Regions from separate parts of the Homo sapiens genome. Here region 1 is linked to region 2. Evidence: chromatin contacts called from ENCODE Hi-C data. All regions are on one chromosome and are shown on one strand. Each heading gives the region's core, a stretch centred on a gene start or an enhancer-like site at or near the end of the contact. The rest is flanking DNA. Distances are from core to core; before and after follow the strand shown. Region 1 holds the start of LIX1 (limb and CNS expressed 1). Region 2 overlaps LOC101929710 (a long non-coding RNA gene).

Evidence for each region. A loop is a pair of places that touch in the nucleus more often than their neighbours do. Pooled maps may share reads with other maps.
Region 1: a loop to region 2 is called in a map of A673, with 5 times the contacts of the local background. The contact joins the promoter of LIX1 here to the enhancer-like site in region 2. A Hi-C loop is called at or near these places in 1 of 168 maps with a recorded cell type or tissue (A673), 1 of 37 single-sample maps with no recorded cell type and 5 of 50 pooled maps.

What each region holds. Positions count from the first base shown.
Region 1 is chr5:97,140,182-97,144,894 of GRCh38, reverse strand. LIX1 (limb and CNS expressed 1) reads left to right here and starts at 2,284. Exons shown (of 6, transcript NM_153234.5): 1 at 2,284-2,400. The coding sequence starts at 2,319. RefSeq lists an enhancer at 2,268-2,337.
Region 2 is chr5:96,341,946-96,347,163 of GRCh38, reverse strand. The region is part of intron 3 of LOC101929710 (a long non-coding RNA gene); the gene reads right to left. It overlaps LOC107986365 (a long non-coding RNA gene), which reads right to left. Exons shown (of 2, transcript XR_001742457.1): 2 at 2,815-3,649. It also overlaps a transcript of CAST not described here. Among named protein-coding and RNA genes, the nearest start is that of PCSK1, 89 kb to the left of the region's middle. Within about 2 kb of position 2,388, at least 2 of the 41 ENCODE cell types and tissues checked have a DNase peak (open chromatin) inside an H3K27ac peak, as active enhancers do.

The DNA.
Region 1 (4,713 bases), core at 1,035-3,534, 800 kb before region 2:
GTCAATTAAGCCTCTTTCCTTTATAAATTACCCAGTCTTGGGTATGTCTTTATTAGCAGCATGAACTAATACAGTGAGTATAATAGGAATTATTATTCTAGTTCGGTTCCATCTATTTCCTTTTATGAAGCCTGCTCTTCTACAAACTAGCTGAAGAAGCTGATCACATGGAAGGTATTTCATTTTTATACAGTCTTTAAAGGTCTACTTTCAGTTCATCATAAAATACAACCTAGTTATGGAATCTGAAAATTGGAAGAAACACTGGAAAGCAATCTTTGTGGCTACCCTGGAAAAATATTTTAAATAAAAGTTTGACAATCCTCAACAACCTCCTTCAACAAGTAACATTGGTTACAACCACTAAAATTAGTTATTTTATATCTGGTATAAATCCTTATTATGGAAAAGGAATCCTGTGACTTATATTTATGTCTTCTATGGAAAGATTATTTAACAAAGTGTTACAGGTAGTATAGATCATGAATAGGTAGAAAAAGAATTTCTGTTTTCTTAAGATCTTTAAAGGCCAGGCATGGTGGCTCATGCCTGTAATTCTAGCACTTTGGTAGGCCGAGATGGGTGGATCACTTGAGGCCAGGAGTTTGAGACCACCCTGGGCAACATGGTGAAACCCCCTCTCTACTAAAAATACACAAATTAGCCAGGTGCGGTGGCGTGGGCCTGTGGTCCCAGCTACTAGAAAGCCTAAGGTGGGAGGACCGTTTGAGACTGAGAAGTCAAGGCTGCAGTGAGCCCGGATCATGCCATTGCACTCCAGCCTGCATGACAAAGTGAGACTCTGTCTCAAAAAAAAAAAAAAAAAAGGATACAGCTAGGGACTAAATTAAGCCTTGCATTTGAATTCAGGAGCCACTCTTCTGGAAGCCAAGGCTTGTTACCCCCCACAACCCTCCCAAATTTTAGTCACTTCTATTGGGCAGGGGCAAGTAAAACCTGACAGACTGTCTTACAGCTTGCCTGGGAACATTTGTTTCCCTATTTACCCTTCAAAGTGAATCATTCCCAAGGTTGACTTTAATTAATTCTGATGTAATTCACTTCCTTTCACTTAATAATTATTAAAAATTTCAGGGCAGGGTGCAGTGGCTCACGCCTGTAATCGCAGCACTTTGGGGGCCCAGACAGGATGATTGCTTGAGCCCAGGAGTTTGAGACCAGCCTGGGCAACACAGTGAGACCCCATCTCTACAGAAAATTTAAAAATTAGCCAGGCGTGGTGGCGTGTGCCTCCCAACTACTTGGGGTGCTGAGATGGGAAGATTGCTTGAGTCCAGGGCTCAAGCCCCTCACTTGAGTCAAGGCTGCGGTGAGTTATGATCACGCCACTGCACTCCAGCCTGGAGGACAGTATGAGACCCTATTAAAAAGAAAAATAAAACAAAGAAACAGGACGAGAAAATACATATATGTTTCTTAAGGTAGTTATTGAAAGATTTTTTTAAAAAATTGAGACAGGGTCTTACTTTGTCACCAAGGCTGGAGTGCAGTGGCACAATCTGGGCTCACTGCAGCCTCGACTTTCCAGGCTCAAACCATCCTCCTGCCTTAGCCCTCCAAGTAGCTGGGATCACAGGCATGCACCACCACACCCAGCTAATTTTTGTATTTTTTGTAGAGTTAGGGTTTCGCCATGTTGCCCAGGCTGGTCTGGAACTCTTGGGCTCAAGCGATCTGCCCGCCTCAGCCTCCCAAAGTGCTGGAATTACAGGCATGATAAACTGCACCCAGCCCCATAATCTTTATAGCACTCCTTTACCAAAGAAGAATTACACTGAAAATTTAGATTTATAGGGATTATACTGTTAACATATAGCTGGCAGTCCTGAGCTGGAAGCTGTCTTGTCATTCAGGAAATTTCCTGGAGAAATAACCTTCCTGATTCCATATTCCTGGGGGCAACACAATTGAAGATGGAGGGCCAGAAGAAATACTCAAGTCAGAAAGCTGCACAGCATTCAGACAAAATCTGGTTGGAGAGGAAAGCTGTTTTCATAATTTAGCGAGCTTCCCCAGCTAGCCTGTAGGTGGGTGTGTTTAACAGAAGAAAGCAATGGGAACCCGCCTGTCAGCCAGCCTTTCGAGCTAATTAGCTCAGCATACAACAAAGATAAGTGAGCCTGGGAAGAGGGCCCCCTGAGGGGTCTTTAGATTCTGGGAAATGTCTGATTGGCAGATGTTAAAAGGGATTCCTTGGTAATCCAGTGCATCAATGAGCTGCAGAAATTCAGCCCAGGACTGCAAGAATTCAGGCATGAGGACACTCTGTACAGGAGGCTCACACAGGCAGACCCAAGATGGACAGAACCTTGGAATCTCTGAGACACATCATTGCCCAAGTCTTGCCTCACAGAGATCCGGCTCTAGTCTTCAAAGACTGTAAGTACTGAAGGGGGAAAAGTTTTTTGACTTTTTAGAAAATAGTCCTAAACGTCAAGTCACATCCTATTTAAGTAAGATTTCTCCTAAATCTCTGCAGTCGTATGCTGTGTTCTAAGTGATATTTTAACTTGTTCCTGACTTCAGCCAGAAGAACGATTTCATTTCACCTACAGGCATTAGGCACTGGGTTATTCTGTCAGTGATACATCTTGCTAACTACTTAGAAGTCTCTTCTACAATCCAAGACCTGCCTAAGACTTAATGAACTTTTTCTGATGCTTTTTAAGTAAAGCAAAGCTGACTGGTGTTGAGATTAAACCTAAAAATAATTTGGAAATGATACTAGAATATATCAATATTTGTTAACCTGTTTAATACTCCACAACACATATTAGCTATGTTAATTCAAGTATCGTGTTTGTCTGAAAATATTTGTTGCAAACCAGAATTAACAGTAAATCACCACTGAACTTTTAAATTTTGATAACAGATTATAATGCTTTAGTTAAAAGGCCAATAAAATGAGATGCCTCCTAACCTCAGCAACACTCCCTGTGTGGACCCCCTACCACCATCACCAATTTATACAGCATGGCAAAGTTATTTCAAAATCTTTTTTTTAATGATTTAAAAATAATTCAATCAAGATTTCCAATTCTAGCAATACTATTAAACCATTTGTCATATAACTTCGTTTCTGGAACCAATTTGATTTCCTGCTGCTGCAAAACAGACTATCTTCATGTTGTATCTTATCTACAGTGGGTTTCATATTACAAAGGGCTTCTGAAATAGAACTGCCCAAAAGGTAAAATGCATATGGAATTTTTTTTAACTTCAATAGGTTGCAGCTTTCCTCTTTGTGAATCTAGTTGTGTTTGTCTCCATCAAAACATCAATGGTTTGAATTTTTGCTTTCTGATTGCTGAATAACGTTCCATTCCAGATGTCCTCTTAGCTTAGATTTCTCATATGTATGTTGAAGAAAGAGGAATGTTAGGCCATTTAATTCTATAAATTTTTCCTCTTAGATGTTAAATTGTAACCAATCTGTCCTTTAAGGCATAAAGTGAAAGCCTTTTCTTTCTCTAGCTCTCTTTTTAAATATTGTCTTTAGGCATTTGCCAATAACTATGTTAGATCTAATAAAAATCACTCTCTCCACTACTCTAGCCTGGAGTCTATTCAGGTTTGTTATGTTTTTTAAGCGAAAAGGGGAGGAAAGAATGTCTCTCTCCTACAATAGAACTGATTCACTAGTGAGGGATAAAAGGGCTCTCGGGCTGCCCAAGCTTTGGATAAATTGTATAGGACCAGGGTTCTTATGCTGAGCATTTAAATAGGGGAAGCAGTTAAAAAAAAAATAGGGGGGACGTTTTTCACTGGCCCATTGAAAACTTAATAAGTTCAAATGTGAAACTGTATAGCTCATTTTTTAGCTGAACTAAATTGCTGCGATTGTTTACAGTTTAGAAAAGAAGATAGACTAGAAAAAGGATTACAATAAAGCATACATTAAGTTCTGTCATCCAGGACTTTGCAGGACTTCTTTTATATGGGAGAACAAATAAGTGTCCTGTTTTATATATTTCATTCATTAACATAGAACCTATATTTGACCAGAGAGCATTGCCTGTTTACCCTAGAATGGACTGCTACTCGGCAACTGCTTGCATGGCTTAATAGACGTGAATATTAAACTGCCGATTCTCTCCCTTCTTTTCTAATCTGAAAAATGACTAAATGACAGTAAGCCAAATGGCACATTTCTGTACCAGGAGTTTTCCTAACTTTAAAACATCCAACCACTTACCAATCTCGTGGAATAAGTGGGAATGGGCTGCTTACTTTCTGGGACAGGACATTAAAAGTCTGTCTGGAGCCTATGCCATTGCCCTGGCAAGCTGTAGGTGCTGCACACGCCAGAGTTTGGCATATGGTCCCATTTTCTTTGGCATACCCATAAGTTGCTGCCACCACACTCCTATTGGCAGCCTGTAAAAAGCTGCCACCAGCCTTGAATGGCAGGTTCTGAGCAGTCCCCTCTCCTCCTAGTCACTGCTGGCTCCTCCTCCACTCTAACCTGCTCCAAGCTCTTTCTGCCAGAAGGAAAGAGCTGAGCACTTGAGCACATCACTGCCAATTCCTTAAGAAAAATTGCTACCTTACTTTCCTACAAGATGAAAGCTGATCCAAGAATTTTTAAAACCCAGCCCAGTTGAACAAAAGAATAAACACACACAAACACACAAACACACACACATGCACACACAAAACACTTTTAAATTTTTTCTTAATTTATCTTCCATG
Region 2 (5,218 bases), core at 1,139-3,638:
CACACCAGGGCTGGCACACTGGGCCTCCTCAAAGAATAGTCACGGATATTCAAATGGAGGCTCTGCGTGAGCCCAGTGGAAGGGTCTCCCTCCCACCAATGCTGATCTAGTTACTGCCACTGCTGAAACCCGTCTGAAAGATGCCCAGTATGCTATCTCTCAAGAAGACACCATTTAGTTGCAAATAATTCCTTTTCTACCTTGAAAAGAGAAGTGATTTGTCTTATCCAGGAATAGCATATTTTCTGGGTATAGGTTTGCCTTTCTGCCCGCAGTGCCTCAATTCACACCTACTATTCAAAGACTCACAGAGTACTTGATTTACTGACATGGAATCCTGAATAATATTGCATCAGACCAGGAAGCCAACTTATGACAGATGGGGGTCACAGAACAGGTGCGTGAGTATGGAACCCACCAATTCCCACATACTGTATAGCCCAGATATTGCTATTTTGATAGAGATTGGAACAGTTTCTTAAAGTCACAACTGAGGTGCCAGCTTACAGACGATACATTATGAGGTTTGGGTGTTGCTTTAGGATGTAGTATATACCTTCTACCAATGGTCATTATGTGGTACTGTGTATCCAGTGGTAGAATATACGAATCCAGGAGTCAAGGGGTAGAACTAGAAAGAGTCTGTTCACTTCATTCCTACTGACTCACTTGTTATTTGGGAAATTTGTGCTCCTAGAAACTGGACCTAAGACAGGCTTCAATTACAATCTCTACAGTGACAAAAGCCAAATCCATTATCTGATCCACAACTTTCTTATAAGCTCAAAATCTGAATATCTAACCACCTGCCTGATATTCAAATTAGATGCCTCACAGGTACTTGCAAGCTAATATGTCCGAAACAGCAGTCACGATCTCTGCCTTCCTGCAGAATATCATTATAAGTGAATAGTACTGCCATCTACTCAGGAGCTCAAGCCCGAAATCTGGAGTCTTCTTCAAAATTTTTTATTCCTTTATCTACCATAGCCAATCAACCATCATGTTTTAGCAATTTTATTCTTCTAAATGTCACTCATATTTTGCAATCGGAGGATGTTAGCCTACTGGCACCACCCAAATGCAAACTCCATCATTTCTCAATTGGATCATTGTGACAGCCTTTATGGTGGCAACCTCTAAAATGGTCCCCAGTGATCCCTGCCTTCTGATGTTCACACTGTTGTGTAATCCTCCCTACTTTTGCTTCCAATAAATAGAATACAGTAAACATGATGGGATGTCACTTTTACATGGGTTACAAAAACACCCTGACTTTCATCTTTCTCTCAGTCTCTCACTTTCTCACCTGTGTGGAAACAAGCTGTGTCATCTGGGTCACTCTGCCCTATGGAGATATGACAAGGAACTGAGGGAAGCCTCCAGCAACAGCCAGCAGGGAACTGAAGTCCCTAGTCCAACAGTCCCTGAGGAACTGAATCCCACCCATAGCCACATGAGCAAATGTGGATTCTCCCTCAGTTAAGCCTTCAGATGGGAGAGCAGCTCTGGCTGACATCTCAATTACAGCTTCATGAGACCCTGAGCCAGTGATACCCAGCTAAGGAACTGTACACCCAAAAAAGTGAATTTTACTGTAATAATTTTTAATTATGGGAATAATATAGTGTTTCTTAAGAGATACTGTAGCATGCATTTGCACTGAGTTAGACGTAGAAAGTGAAAGGACAGATCAAAGACAGAGCAATTATAATGGAGCCCAATGCTAAGTCGAAAGCTCAGAATAAGCTCAGAATCAAGATACAATCTCTCCAACCACAAATCTCCTGTTTCTGGTAGATTTGTATCAGTAAAATAGTGTATCATCCAACACATGTATTAAGCAAGCATAGATTAGGGACTCTTCAAAAAAGAGTAGGTTAGGTTAAGACTCTTCAAAAAAGAGTAGATTAGGTTAAGAAGCTCTTTTGGGAAGAGAAAAATTAGCGTATATCTGGAGGTCACTGAAGTTTGCTGAAACCATTGGGGCCAGTGAGACTGGTAAGACTCCTTGTTAGATATCATCTCCCATGACAATAACAGACTGATTAAATATAAAAGGGAGATCTCAAAATTCTAAACTGGAAAAGAAAGCGATGTGCAAAATACAAATTGAATTTCATTTCCATATCTACCCTCATACACATAAGCACATCAAGCCAGAGTAGAGCAGCAGAAGGGAACAAGGCAAGACTTCGACCAAATCATCTGTGTTCAAATGCTGACCCCTTGTGTCTACAAGTCATTATATCACGGTATTCTGTACTTAACCATGTGGTTTTTCAGCTCTATTTGTGTAAGCAATAATGAAAGAACCAATGCAAACAAATTTGAAATATAATTCAGCCTGGGGAATTGTACTTGGCACAGAAAATGTGTTGGCTCTGCTTCCATTCACCTCTGCCTACCTGCCATCCACCTGGTAGGTATTAGTCACTTGTTCCATTTCTCCCAAGAAGAAATACAATCATCAGATGCAAATTAAGCCAGCATATCCCCCACAAACTTAAGCAAAAATAAATGAAGACTAAAGGAAAAGTAGAGTATGTTTAATTTCTCACTAGGTCAAGGTCTGATTGTGAGAATAGTCTGATTGTGAGAATATTTACTCAGCCTGCTACCTGATTCGCATTCCTTTGAATCTGAATTCTTTTCATGGCACATGAGCCACTGCTTGCTTTCATGGTTAAGTTAATGTGTGAATTTGCTTCTCACACAATTTGATTGATGTCTTGCTTGGTCTTGGAGAGGTAATGAGATTACCACTTAAAAAATATAACCATTAGTACATGAGAAAAAAAACCATATTTGGAGAAATTGTCAAATGTTGCATTTACTCATCCATTCATTCCACACATTTGAATATATCCATGGCTATAAGAGAATAATCCTTGATTCCTTCCTCATCCCAATGCCCACTTCCCTCCTATACATACAGACTCATCACTAGAAACTATGTCACTCTTCACTATTGCTTTAGGGCTTGCGGTACTAGCCTTTGATATTGTCCCTTGGCCAGTCTTCCTACACACCCAAAATGTAGATTTGACATAAAGCTGCCAGCCTGACAAAGGCAGGACTATTAGTTCTATCAAGGTCACAAGGGTAAGTGTAAAATTACATTCAAGTAGGGGTTACGATCCAATTCCTTCAGTCATTAATTCATTCAACAATTATGTATTAAACATTGGTTTATCTAGACCCTACGATGAATAAACAAAGATGCTTGCCTTCAAGGAGCTCATCTTCCAGCTGAAGGAGACTGATGGTAAATTTAGAGTTAATTAGTGAATCATATAGTGCAGTAGAGCAGGATAAAGTAGATCAGCAGGAAGAGGTATACAATTTTAAATACAGTGTTTGATCAAATTGAAGACATCAACATTTGTAAATCACACCATTATTTTCTGGACCAGTAAGAAAAATAATGCCAATTAAATTGTGCTGCAATGCCTAAAATGGTAGTTCTGTGGCTTTGAAATGCATTTCATAAATCAGCAGGGATCTGGCAATTTCTTCTGCTTTCAGTTGCAATGCTTAGGAAGTTAAAGGCAATCCTTTGTGTGTTTCTCAGTAGCAAAATGAAACTCAGCTTCTTCTCCTTACAGGTAGCCTCCTTAGGCAAGCCCTGTAAAGCACATAGCTGTTGCTTTCAAAGGCAATGTAGAAATGAAAAAAGAAAAGCATGTTAATATTAACATCATTATTTTCAAACTAAACTCCTCTCAACCCCCTAAAAAGGTAGCAAGCACCTTAATTTCAGAAAATAGAACAGAACTTTAAACTGAAAACATTTAACATCATTTTATTAAAAAATCAATAAGTTGTCCTACTTTCTCATTTTCCTATCTTTGGTTAAAGAATTTATTTTGGCTAGGTGCCAGTATTGTGAGATCCATTTGGAAAATTGCAATCTACAGCTGAGGTCTTTAAATTTTTATCTTGTGTACCCCCTAAAAGAATTTTTAAAATCTGTAAATGTGTTTTTTTTTAGTGAGGTTAAAGATTTTCATCATCATTTTAACAATTGCAAACTATGTATGAGTGCATTGTACATGTTGCTATTTTAAAATAAAACTGTTAATAGCTCTTTTTAAAAATATGAAATTGTGATCATTCTTCTAGAAACAAAATATTTCCTTCAATACCAAATGTAAGCTTCATTGCCCTATTCCCACACCTTTCTTCATACACAATAACTTTTTGTCTCAATGCTCAATTACAGTATCATAATTTTAAAGACATTTTAAATGGCAATGGAATCAACTTATGCGGTACCAAAAATGCACATAACTCAGTGAAGCAATGATACTATGAACAAGTACAACAGGATTCCCGTAGGCTCAGGGCGTTTGTGGCATGATTGTGAAACACATCCCATTTTCAGAGATGTGCAAATGTGGGAAATAAAGAATTGAGGAGATATGGCTGGGTGATCTCAATGAGAAGGAGTCATACGGCTAGCTATGAGGGAAGAACCAATCTATGCTAGCTTGCAAGAAAAAGAGAATTCAATTCAATCTTATGTATGGGACTAGCTGCCTTTCCATTTTATAATTAGGGTCTGTCCTTTGACAAGTCTCCAAATAGACCTGAAATATGGACCTGGCTTAAAGGCAGGTAGGCAGAAGCCAGGCAGCAATGCGTCTTCTAAGGACAGTGGTTCTCCAAGAGTGGCTTCCAGATCAGCAGCCCCAGCCTCACCTGAGCACTTGTTCAAAATGTAAATTCTCAGGCCCCAATCCAGCCCCGCTGCATTGGAAAATATGGGGGTGGGCCCAGCACTCTGTTTTAACAATCCCCAGCTGGTTTCCATATGTGCTAAAAGTTGGGGAACCACTGCCTCAAAAACACCCCCAACCAACAATGAAAAAGCAGATGAGTTAAGTTTTTCTGTTTATTTCCTTTTTATTATCCTATTTGTCTATGAAGTCATATTTAAACTTCCAGGCTCTTCCCATGTGTCCTCAGAGGAATTAAGGAAGGAGGCCTGTGTTTGCTTGAGCCAGAATGTCCAGGAGGGCACACCTGGAGGGCATCATGGTGGTGGTGGCGGCAGCCACTCTATATTAGTGAGAATTAGTGAGGAAGAAGAATCTTGGGGAATACAGCCTTGGATTCAGTTTGGTCTCACATTGAGGACTGTACATTACCACCATCACTTGTTAAACTTAGGGGATTTGAGTTGATTTTATCAAGGAATTTTTTTCTAAGGTAA